Linked DNA regions of Homo sapiens: all the other regions are linked to region 3. Evidence: chromatin contacts called from ENCODE Hi-C or POLR2A ChIA-PET data. All regions are on one chromosome and are shown on one strand. Each heading gives the region's core, a stretch centred on a gene start or an enhancer-like site at or near the end of the contact. The rest is flanking DNA. Distances are from core to core; before and after follow the strand shown. Region 1 overlaps EYA2 (EYA transcriptional coactivator and phosphatase 2). Region 2 overlaps EYA2 (EYA transcriptional coactivator and phosphatase 2). Region 3 overlaps EYA2 (EYA transcriptional coactivator and phosphatase 2).

Evidence for each region. Hi-C counts contacts between places; a loop is a spot of excess contacts on that map. ChIA-PET counts read pairs that join two places held with the same protein, here RNA polymerase II (POLR2A).
Region 1: a map of DLD1 shows a loop between it and region 3 (7-fold over the local background). The contact joins two enhancer-like sites. A Hi-C loop is called at or near these places in 2 of 168 maps with a recorded cell type or tissue (DLD1 and astrocyte of the cerebellum). POLR2A ChIA-PET finds 5 or more read pairs at or near these places in 2 of 52 experiments (AG04450 and BJ).
Region 2: a map of IMR-90 shows a loop between it and region 3 (1.9-fold over the local background). The contact joins two enhancer-like sites. A Hi-C loop is called at or near these places in 1 of 168 maps with a recorded cell type or tissue (IMR-90). POLR2A ChIA-PET finds 5 or more read pairs at or near these places in 4 of 52 experiments (AG04450, Caco-2, IMR-90 and 1 more).

What each region holds. Positions count from the first base shown.
Region 1 is chr20:46,952,905-46,956,510 of GRCh38, forward strand. All of the region lies in intron 1 of EYA2 (EYA transcriptional coactivator and phosphatase 2), which reads left to right. Among named protein-coding and RNA genes, the nearest start is that of EYA2-AS1, 53 kb to the left of the region's middle. Within about 2 kb of position 1,632, at least 4 of the 41 ENCODE cell types and tissues checked have a DNase peak (open chromatin) inside an H3K27ac peak, as active enhancers do.
Region 2 is chr20:47,115,838-47,119,240 of GRCh38, forward strand. The region is part of intron 9 of EYA2 (EYA transcriptional coactivator and phosphatase 2); the gene reads left to right. Among named protein-coding and RNA genes, the nearest start is that of MIR3616, 49 kb to the right of the region's middle. Within about 2 kb of position 1,599, at least 6 of the 41 ENCODE cell types and tissues checked have a DNase peak (open chromatin) inside an H3K27ac peak, as active enhancers do.
Region 3 is chr20:47,016,926-47,020,641 of GRCh38, forward strand. All of the region lies in intron 5 of EYA2 (EYA transcriptional coactivator and phosphatase 2), which reads left to right. Among named protein-coding and RNA genes, the nearest start is that of EYA2-AS1, 120 kb to the left of the region's middle. Within about 2 kb of position 2,371, at least 2 of the 41 ENCODE cell types and tissues checked have a DNase peak (open chromatin) inside an H3K27ac peak, as active enhancers do.

The DNA of each region.
Region 1 (3,606 bases), core at 382-2,881, 65 kb before region 3:
CTCTATCAGGAGTCGTTGCACATCTAAACACATGAAAAATGAGACTTCCTGAAACATTCCTATTTCACCCTGTGACAGTTTTGCACAGCTCATAGAGTTCAATTTTCAAATGTCATCCCACTCTGAGAGACCCAATATTTGAAGTCGTGGAAATCTATCTTTAAAAATACTTTTAACAGCATTATTCCTAATATTAAAACTTGGAAAACACGAAAGGGAGATACTTGAGTTGTGATCATAGCAAATGTTCCTATAATATTTAGTGTGTGTCACTGATGCTTTACATATTCTAATTCGTTTCATCTTCATGACTACCCTCTGAGGCAGATGTACTGTTAACCCCACTTTACACATGGGGATGCTGGGGTCTGAGGGCTTGAGAACTCCGCGGGTTAACCCAAGAGTTATGGGACCTGGTTATGGAACCTCAGTGCTAAGGAAAGTGACACCATCATAGGTAGTGTTAGAACAAAATCTTGGGGAATGGTTATGTTTTCCTGTTCGGTGGAAAGGAAGCATCAACATAGAAGATTAGGTAGGAGCTCATGTACACTAAAAATGAAAGTAGATTAGAATGAGCCGGGTTGGAAGTGGGAGAAATGTCCCCAAACACAGGTTTAGAGTTGGCCTTGAGAACATCAGCGGTATGGACAGATGTACGGACACTGGGGCCTGATAATTCTTCCTTATGGCGCTGTCCTGTGCCTTGTAGGATGGTTAGCAGTATTCCTGGCCTCTCCCTCCCCAGTTCCTCTCCCTCCCCAGTTATGACAACCAGAAGTGTCTCTGGACATTGCCAACTGTCCACTGGGAAGTAAAATCACTGCCATTCAGAACCACCAGCACAGATGCTAAGATCATGGGTGGCATTTTTCTTTCCTTTTTCTTTTCTGTGGTTTCCAACTTTCCTTGAATAGGCATAGATCGCGTGAATAAGTAGGAGCAAAGGAGCTCTCGTTGGGATGACCATGCCACTCTCCTGTTCAGAACCTTCCAGCAAATTCCCAATACACTTAGCTTCCCCAGGGCCTACAAGGCCCTGTGTGAGCTGGCCCTTGGCTACTTCTTGGACATGTTCTTCTCTCCCTGTGACCCTTTCTCATCATGTTCCAACCACACGATTCTTCTTTCTGACATTCAGACACATCCAGCTCATTTCCATCCCAGGGCCTTTGCATGTGCTGCTCTGTCCTGTTGCTCTTTCCTACCTCCTCTTCACATCACTTGCTCATCCACTTCAGGGGTCTGCTCAAATATCACCTCCTCCGAGAGGCCTTCCCTGATCACCCTGTCATGAATATTTAAGCGCCTCCTGTTTATTGTAGGTCACCCCTACTAGAGCATCATCTCCAGGGGGACTGAGACATTGTTTAATTTGCTGTTCCATGCCTCACTCCTAGAACAACGATCGGCACATAGTAAAAGTTCAATAAATATTTGTGGAAGAAGGGAAACAGACAGGGAGGAAGGAAGGGGGGCAAATAAGAAAAATAAAATCGGTAAATTTAGGAGCTTACAGTAAAGAAGCAATGTCTCAACCCACACAGCTGTGTTTCTCTCTAAATTCCAACTCATTTTGACTTGTGGTTTGTGGACAAAAGATTTGCGTAGCACGCAGTCTCCTGGCAGCTCGCTCTCTTTGAGGGAACACACTAATACAGTTTTTATGCCACCTCTCTCCACAAATACCATGCCGATGAGTGGCCAGTGTCAAAACAGCAGCAACAACATAAACAGATGCTCCTTCCTTTCAGCCGAGCAAGTGAAGAAACCCTGTGCGTCATTCCTCAAACACCAGGAGATGCCACCGATAGCCACCTCTCCTCACAGTTTCGTTCTGCTCGAGACTGTGAGTTCATGTCAACCCTGAGCTGCGTCCCCAGGGAAATAGGTTCTGCTAACAGTCAGTTCTTACTACGAGGCATTCTCAGAGCCAAGGGGAAGCTGGGTTGGTGGTCTGCAGCTGAAAATCTTTGGCAGAAAATTTACTCGAGGTTTTTCATGTGTGTCATTTGCCTTGATTTTGGGAGTAGGGAAGAAGCACTATCAGTATCTTTGGCCATTCGTAAGGTCAAAATGGATGTCGGCACGTCCTGCAGGCCTTTTCTCAGCCTGAGTTGATTTCCTGGTGCTTGATGGGTGAGCAGAGGAAGGCAGGTTTTCATTCTCTTCTCTCTTCTTTTTCATTCTTTTGCTGCATTATTCATTTCCTTCCACACTCGTTCATGCAGTCATTTTTTTTTTTTTTTGAGATGGAGTTTCACTCTTGTTGCCCAGGCTGGAGTGCAATGGCGCGATCTCGGCTCACCGCAGCCTCCGCCTCCTGGGTTCAAGCAATTCCCCTGCCTCAGCCTGTAGCTGGGATTACAGGCGTGAGCCACCAGGCCCACCGGGCCCAGCTGTCATTATTTATTTAATGAGCACCTACTGTGTGTCAGCCAGGCCTCACACCTGGCACTTAGAGAATCTGAATAAATATAAGGACCACTTTTATACTCAAGAACAAAGGCCACCTCACCAGAAACCTCTACACACTTTGGGGTTCAGGTTTCTTGTGACTTTCTTTTCCTTTTTTGGTTTCATTTTTAATTACAAAAGTAATTAACATGCTTATCATAGAGCAATAAAATGATGCTGAAGTATATAAAGTAAAAATAGATCTTTTCTGACATAACCCCTGTTAATTGTTGGGTATATACCCTTGCAGACATGTTTTAATAAATATAAAAATCATCCACAAATTCATAGAGTTTTCTTTTTACAAAAAGAGGATCAGATTTTACACACCACAATTTGCTAGTCTCCACTTTCATAATCTCGACATTTTTTCACTGTTAGTACATCTAGATCTTATCTGCTTTGTTACTAATAGTAGTTCATGTTGCTTATATGTTACAATCTTAATCTTTCCTATGTTGATCACTGAGTACAGGCATTGGCAAACTTTTTCTGTAAAGGGCCAGATAGTAAATATTTATAGCTTTGCAGGCCATGCAATCTCCATTTCAACTACTCAGTTCTGTCATCATAACATGAAAGCAGCCCTAGACAATATGTAAGCAAAGTGGGTGTGTCTGTGTTCCAATAAAACTTTATTTACAAAATCAGGAAGTGCACCAGATTTGGCCTTCAGGCTATAACTTGCCAACCCCTGACCTTTTTGTCTTCCACATTTTTCTTCATACTTTTGTGTTCCTAAACAGATGTATTCAGGTTTGGTGTTTAGTTTGGTTTAGGTTTTTTGTGGGAGCAGGTGGCAGGAAGAATCACTGATTGTTTTTTAAAAATAATACATTACACCTGCTTAGCATCTGATTTTTTGCCCATCAGTGATATTCATGGAATTGCTTCCAAAGCAATGGGTATAACCCCTACTTATTGTTTTTAACAGCTGCATAAAATTCCATCGAATGGATAGAGGATCTGTATTGGTTAAGGTAATGTCAGCTGCTGTAACAAATAAACCCTATATTCTCAGGGCTTAACACAGTCACAATGGATCTCTCACCTAAGGACCAGTAACAGTGTTCCTGGTAGATGGGTGTCCTCCATGTGGTCAACCAAGGGCCCAGGTCCTTTCCATTGCATAGGTCTTTCTCCCTATAG
Region 2 (3,403 bases), core at 349-2,848, 98 kb after region 3:
GGGCGGTCCAGCCCCTGCCAACCTTGCCAACTTTCACCTTGATCTCTTTCACCCACCCCCAGCACTGCTGCAGCCTCCTGCTCACATGCACTTCCCACCACAGGGCCTTTGCACACACTGTTGCTCTGCCCAGAACACTCTTCCTACCCTCCCTTAGTCTAACCAGTGTTGCCTGTCCAGTGTGGTATCCTTAGGGACGCTTCCCAATCTTTCCAAGTTGGTTAAAAACCTCCTACTGATGGTTCATAGCACCACAGTGCTCATAGTAGCACAGTTGCAATTATTTATTTCTGGGTGTGATTATTTGATTATAGAATAACATCATCATCCTTCTTTTTTTTTTTTTTTTTTTTTTTTGAGATGGAGTTTCGCTCTTATTGCCCAGGCTGGAGTGCAGTGGTGCAATCTTGGCTCACTGCAACCTCCGCCTGGCTAGTTCAAGCGATTCTCCTGCCTCAGCCTCTCGAGTAGCTGGGATGACAGGCGCCTGCCAATACGCCTAGCTAATTTTTGTATTTTTAGTAGAGACTGGGTTTCACCATGTTGGCCAGGCTGGTCTCGAACTCCTGACCTCAGGTGATCCACCCACCTCAGCCTCCCAAAGTGCTGGGATCATAGGCATGAGCCACTGCGCCCGGCCCACCATCCTTCTTAAAAGGCTGGAATTGAAACCTCATTATAACAGATTCTGTCAATCTCCCCTCCCCCATTATTCCCGTAGCACTCTGCTCCTTTGGGTGTGACGATGTCCCTCTGCAGGCACCTGTGACCCTCTGCAGTGCGTTGGGCAGTGTCCCAGAGGGACAGAGCCCCAGTGGCCCAGGCATTGACCTGCTCATTGACCCACCCTTCCTTCCCCTCCACTCTCACGCTCCCACTGTGTCAACAGCCCTTCCTGAGATCACCTCCCAGAAAAACCACCTGCATGTGAATCTTTGGCTCTGGGTCAGCATCCTGGGAGACCCAAACTAAGACATCGAGGATGTATGAATGCTGGGACTCCATGATTGCTGCTGCAGGGATGGAAACTCCTCTTAGTAGAGCCCTGCTGTGACATAAGTCTCCTGGCTACTGAAGGGCGGTCTGGCATCACCAGGTAGCTGGCAGAAATGCAGAGTCTCAGACCCCGCTGTAGACTCACTGAACATGCATCTGCATTTTTTTTTTTTTTTTTTTTGAGGCAGAGTCTTGCTCTGTCACCCAGACTTCAGTGCGGTAGTGCAGTGGTGTAGTGGTGCGATCTCGGCTCACTGCAACCTCTGCCCCCTGGGTTCAAGCCATTCTCCTGCCTCAGCCTCCCCAGTAGCTGGGACCACAGGCGCACGCCACCACACCCAGCTAATTTTTGTATTTTTAGTAAAGACGGGGTTTCACGATGGCCAGGCTGGTCTCGAACTCCTGGCCTCAAATGATCCGCCCGCCTGGGCCTTCCAAAGTGCTGGGGTTACAGGCATGAGCCACCGCACCCAGCCAAGCATCTGCATTTAACTCCATCCCCAGGCCATCCTTTCACACATTCATCTGTGAGGTGAGATGGAGCCCCGAATTCACCTGGTGTTGGCTTTTCTTGCAGATCCAGAGGCCAGGTCGAGAGAGCATGACCTGATCTCCACAGCTCCTCGACCGGCTCCTCTGCCCTCTCCGTTCCACCACAGTCCTCCCCGATTCCTCCGCGGGTGTTATTACGTGATTCCGGCTTGGATTCCGGAATCCAGAACCCAGCACAGGACTGTAGGGATTCAATCAGATCCAGTTGGCGATAGGCGGCTTGGCCTGTCTGTTACTGCTTTACAAACTGAGAAGAAATAAAAAGAAAAAGAAAAAGAAAACCCGGTTTTATGACGCAGCAGTTAAAAACTATTTGTAGAAGTTGCTAAGGTTCAAATCAAAAGTGCCCTCTCTCGAGGACTATTAGTTAATTCAGAGGACCACAGATTCTTTCCTTTTCTTCCTTTTCCCCCTTCTACCTTGAAATGTAGCTGTAATTCATTTCTGCCGTTCATACAGCTAGAGCTTTCCATCCTGTGACAAACACAAGCCAAAGTGCTTAAGGACATCTGTTTATTTTATTTCTTTAACGAGAAAACCTTCCAATTTCTCCTGAGCTCAGCTGTGTTTATTTACATTTTCTTGGTCATGTGAGGCGAGCACCTTGGAAGTTTAAAGGCCTGGCCAGACCCTTGCAGGAGCCTGTAGCTCTGAAACGGAGAGGAAGCCCTGCCCAAGGAAAACAGAGTCCTTGGAACTCTATAAAATAGATTCTCAAAATAAATACTGCCTCATTCACTTGGTAGATGTGGATTAAGTCAAGATGAATACAATTTGAAAAGGATTTTCTGAGGAAGTCGGAGATTTCTTTCCCCCACTGGGGGTTAAACCTTGTATTTAAATCTCTCTTCCCCCTTCCCTCTCTCTTTTCAGCTGAGTAAAAGGTGTTTAGTCTTTGTGGCTAATAAAGAAAGGATGACTTTGATTGGGCTTCTCCAGCAGTGATTATTTTCTTTGCAGCACGGCTGGGAGAAGGAGAGTGACCTCACTAGTCACTCTGTCCCATCCTGTAAGGAGTGAGGGCAAGAAGCAAACATCTGCAGTTGTCATTTTGGCGGGGGTGGGTGAGGAAGAAGTTGGAACAGCCTTGAGAGATGTCCCGGAGGTGAATGACATTGTTTGAGGTGTTGGATGGGGGTGGTACCCTTTGTTGGCTTAATCCCTTATAATGATGCTTCCCTAAGCCAGGGACCTTCATGCCAAGTACCCCCGCTTATGTATTTTACAGCATTAAAGGATTATTTCCAACATAAAATATATTTTAAAGATGGTTTGGGGTTGTCAGAAAAGTGCTCATTAGCAGAGACTTTCTTTGAAGCCCTGTGCTCTCGGCCGCTTTGAGAGAGACCATTTCCTTATAGAATCACTCAACTTGGGTTGAGAGTTCTGAGCGAGTTAAGTCTCCTGACTATGCCTAATTTTCCGCCCACAGATTTAACAAACACAGACTGCTTCCCCAGACTTCCTTCGCCAACTTCCCCCGCTTTCTTGCCCCACCTCTCAGTGAATGCTGAAGGGCATCTGAAAGGAAAGAAAAAGGAGAGGGATTTAAATCCTCCATGCAAAACCTACAACAAATTGTCAGCTGGGTTGGAGTAAGAAGCTCCTTTGTCTTCTGTAAATATAGAGCTTGCTGCTCACGATGATAAGTGCTGAAAAAAATCCCAGGCACTCTGGGAACCTACATAATGGGAACAATTTTCCTTTACACTTAACTAGCAGGTTGAGAAGCCGTCTCCCCTCCAACTACTCACCTGCACTTTTTACACTACTTATTTCCCAACAATAGTGTTCTTCCAGCGTCCAAAGATTGCTGGTGATGAGGTGTCACCTGCTAAACGGCAGGAAGGTGTCA
Region 3 (3,716 bases), core at 1,121-3,620:
TATTGTAGAGACTCAGAAATGTCGGGTGGTGGAAATATTGGACAGTCGGGTGAAGAAGCTGTTATTCCAGGCAGGAGGATCAAGGCTCTGCAGCCCTAGAGGGTGGCCTTAAGGAAGAAAGAACTCCATTGTGTAACCCTCCACCCACCTGCCATAAGGAACTGGCTTACTGGGTTCTCCCATGCTCATCTCCACTCTTTTACCATCCAAGAACCCTTCTCTGTTCTGGTGCCCCCTTGGGAGCATGCTGGAGTTGATGCATGGAGCAGGGGGCTGGTGGCTGTAATTATGGGGATCCCCATTCTGCTGTTTCCCTTTATATAAGCTGCTAAAAATTACCATCAAGGGTCTGAAAGGGTAAAATGATAAGATGGTGGGCTGATGTGTGATTGTACTTTTTTTTGAGATGGAGTCTTGCTATGTTGCCCAGACTGGGCTCAAGTGATTCTGCCACCTCAGCCTCCTGAGTATCTAGGACCACAGCTGTGCGCTGCTGTACCCAGCTTTGATAGTATTTTTCTTTTAAAAGCAACTACTTGGAAGTACTATCACTTCATCTTTATTATTTTAATTTTTTATTAAGGAAGTAATAAAAATGATTGTCAAGGGCAGCATTTCAGGAAAAAAAAATTGTGAAAGGAGAATAAATAATCTTAGGTATGTGTGTAGGGAAAGCAGGTGATAAGCATTCATGCCCAGCCCTGAGAATAGCTTCCTGGTAAGGTCTGTGTCCAAGTTTGTCAGTGATGCCATGAGCCAGCCTTGACCAAACATGCTAGGTGCCAGGTGATGCTCTGTGGGTTCTCTCATACAACCTTCATGACGCTCTCAAGCAACGGTACTGTATTATTCCCATTTCACAGAAGAGGAAACTGAGGCATAGAAGGAATGACTGATTTGTCCAACACCAGGGCAAGGATTTTAGATTTTATTGTAAGCATAATGGCAAAGGGACTGTGTCAGATGTCTTGGGGGCCTGGTGGAATCCCAACCCCCAGCCTCACTGCAAAGCCCATCGCTGTAACCCCGGCACTTTCCTGCCTCCTCTGCTTCTGCTCTCACGTCTGTGTCCCCAGTCGGGCCTTTCTGAGGCCCACTGAAGGGAGTAAACTCCTGAGACCCATCTCTCCAAGTGGGGAGTGAATGATGGCACCGGCCCTGATAACAGGAGGTGTGTGAAGGTACTGAACTTCAACTTGTATTTGAGTCCATCTCAAGCCAGTTTTTTTCCAGCTCTTTAAATAGAAACTGGACTTACTGCCTCAGGGCTTCTGAGGCCACAGAGGTTGAAATGGAGACCCGGTCCCCGTATCCCATTTTGACACCCCCTCAGCCACACAATAAGTGATCTAAGTTATGTAGGAGAGGCCCCCATTCATTCATTCATTCATTCATTCCGTATGTTGAGCACCAGCTTGACACCTGGCACCCTTCTAGGCACTGAGGGCACAGCAGCACACAAAGACAATCTCCTCATGGAGAAAGATGGACAGTAATCAATTGACAAGTAGATAGATAATTATAGATTTTGATAAAGCCTGTGACAGACAAAAACATGGTGGCATGCTGGACCGTGAGCAGTGGTATGGACCAGGAGTGGTGATCGGCATTCAGCAGGTGGTCAGGGGCCTCCCGATGGAAAGGAGGCTGCCACAGGAGGGGCCAGAGCTGGGCCGGGCCGTACAGGCAGCGGGAACGCAAGAGCAAAGGCCCCGCGGCAGGAAAAGGCTCACAGTGTTCAAGGACTCCAGAGGAGCCTCATCCTATCCTCCCCAGAGCAGGATATGCAGAATAATATTCTTTCTTCTTACAGCAACCGCGTGAGGTGGGCACCATAAGCCCTGCTTTCATAGATGGTGAAAGTGAGGCTCAGAGAGGGCAAGTGACTTGCCTGAAACCGCAGAGCCAATAAGTGTTCAGAGCTGGGATTCAGACTCCAGTTTCTCTGGTGCCACTTCCTCTAAATGATGAGATTTCCTGGACTCCTTCAGGACTCCAGGAACTGTCCTAATGTCTGCACATAAACATGCGGCTTAATCTCCCCAGTAGCCCCGTGACATGAGCACTGCCACTGCCCTCATCTTACAGGTGGAGAAACTGAGGCATAAAATGTTTCAGTCACTTACCCAAGGTCACACGGCCATGGCAGTGGGAAATGAGCCAGGCAGTCGCCCAGGCACATAACCCTCACGCCATCCTGCCCTTCACACTCTCTTAGATCCATCTAGAAGGTGATTCTCAGGGGTGAGCCTAGGGCCCCACCCCCCACCTCAATCCCCACCAGCCAACGTCTCCAGCTCTCTTCTCGCCCTACCATGGGAATCGTCCAGGTTATTTTCTTATCCTCCTCACAGCCCAGATGACAGAAGGGCAGCGGCAGCAGCTGGGCTTCGTCCCAATTAACTGCCTTCAGTCTGATGCTAATGGCTATAAACTGCTCTTGAGACAGCCCAGGCATTTTGCAAGCCTGACATATTCCTCCTTAAGTATTTTTTTCAAACACAAACACACAGAACGCTCACACACCATGCCCATGTGCTTCCTATTAACTTTTTTTTTTTCTGAGTTGTTCCAGAGGAGAAATAAACTCTCGAACTACTGAGAGCATTTCAGAATGGAAGACATTGGTTGAGCTTAGTTTCTCAGAGGAAGAAGAAAATAAAGAAGATTGAGGCTTATGAACTTTTAGGCCTGAAAATGCTGATTTTGTGAAATTGGCCCATGGTGAGAAGCTAGCATGAGTCTTTTTCCTTTCTAAGAATTTAAACCATAATTTTGGCCCATAATCCCAGCACTTTGGGAGACCAAGGCAGGTATATTTATTGCTTGAGTCCAGGAGTTCAAGACCAGCCTGGGAAACCTGGTGAAACCCATCTCTACAAAAAAAAAAAAAATTATCTGGGCATGGTGATGCATGCCTGTAGTCCCAGCTACTCAATATGTTGAGGTAGGAGGATCACTTTTCAGCCTGGGAGGTCAATGCTGCAGTAAGCCGTGATCATGCCACTGCACTCCAGCCTGAGCAATAGAGCAAGACCCTATCTTTAAAAAAAAAAAAAAAATGCTGGGCATGGTGGTGTGCACCTGTAGTTCCAGCTACTCAGGAAGCTGAGGTGGAAGGATTGCTTGAGCCCAGGAGTTCAAGGTTGCAGTGAGCTATGATCACCCCACTGCACTCCAGCCTGGGCAATACAGCATGACCCTGTCTCAAAAAAAGAAAAAATATATAATTTTTAGAAGCAAAAAAGGATGCTCTTGGGGCTCACCTCATCATTTTACAGATGAGTAAACTGAGGCACTGCAACAGAGTGTCTTACGGAAGATCACAGAGCAAGCTTTAGACAAGCCAGGATGCCTCCCACTAGGTCTTCTAGCTAATCTCATAAACTTCCAAAAACTTTAGCACAGCCATCACCCCGTAAGGCCCTGGTTTGAGATCTGTATCTGTTTGGATAACACTGCCCCTCCATGGAATATACAATAAATGTAAAAGAAAAAAGTTCACAGCTCTTGTTCAGCCTTTGCAGAGTTGTTTATTTTCTTTATTTTAAGTTCACCCTGGGGTTTTTATAGCTGAAGTGTGTTTCTTATGGGTTTGATTTTTTTTCTTTTTGGCTTCTTCTGGTAAAACACTGCTATTCACAGAAATAACCACAAAGATTAAAAAGAGGGGGAAAAAAATCTCCAGAGTGTGTTATAAGAAGTTTCTGGTGCCA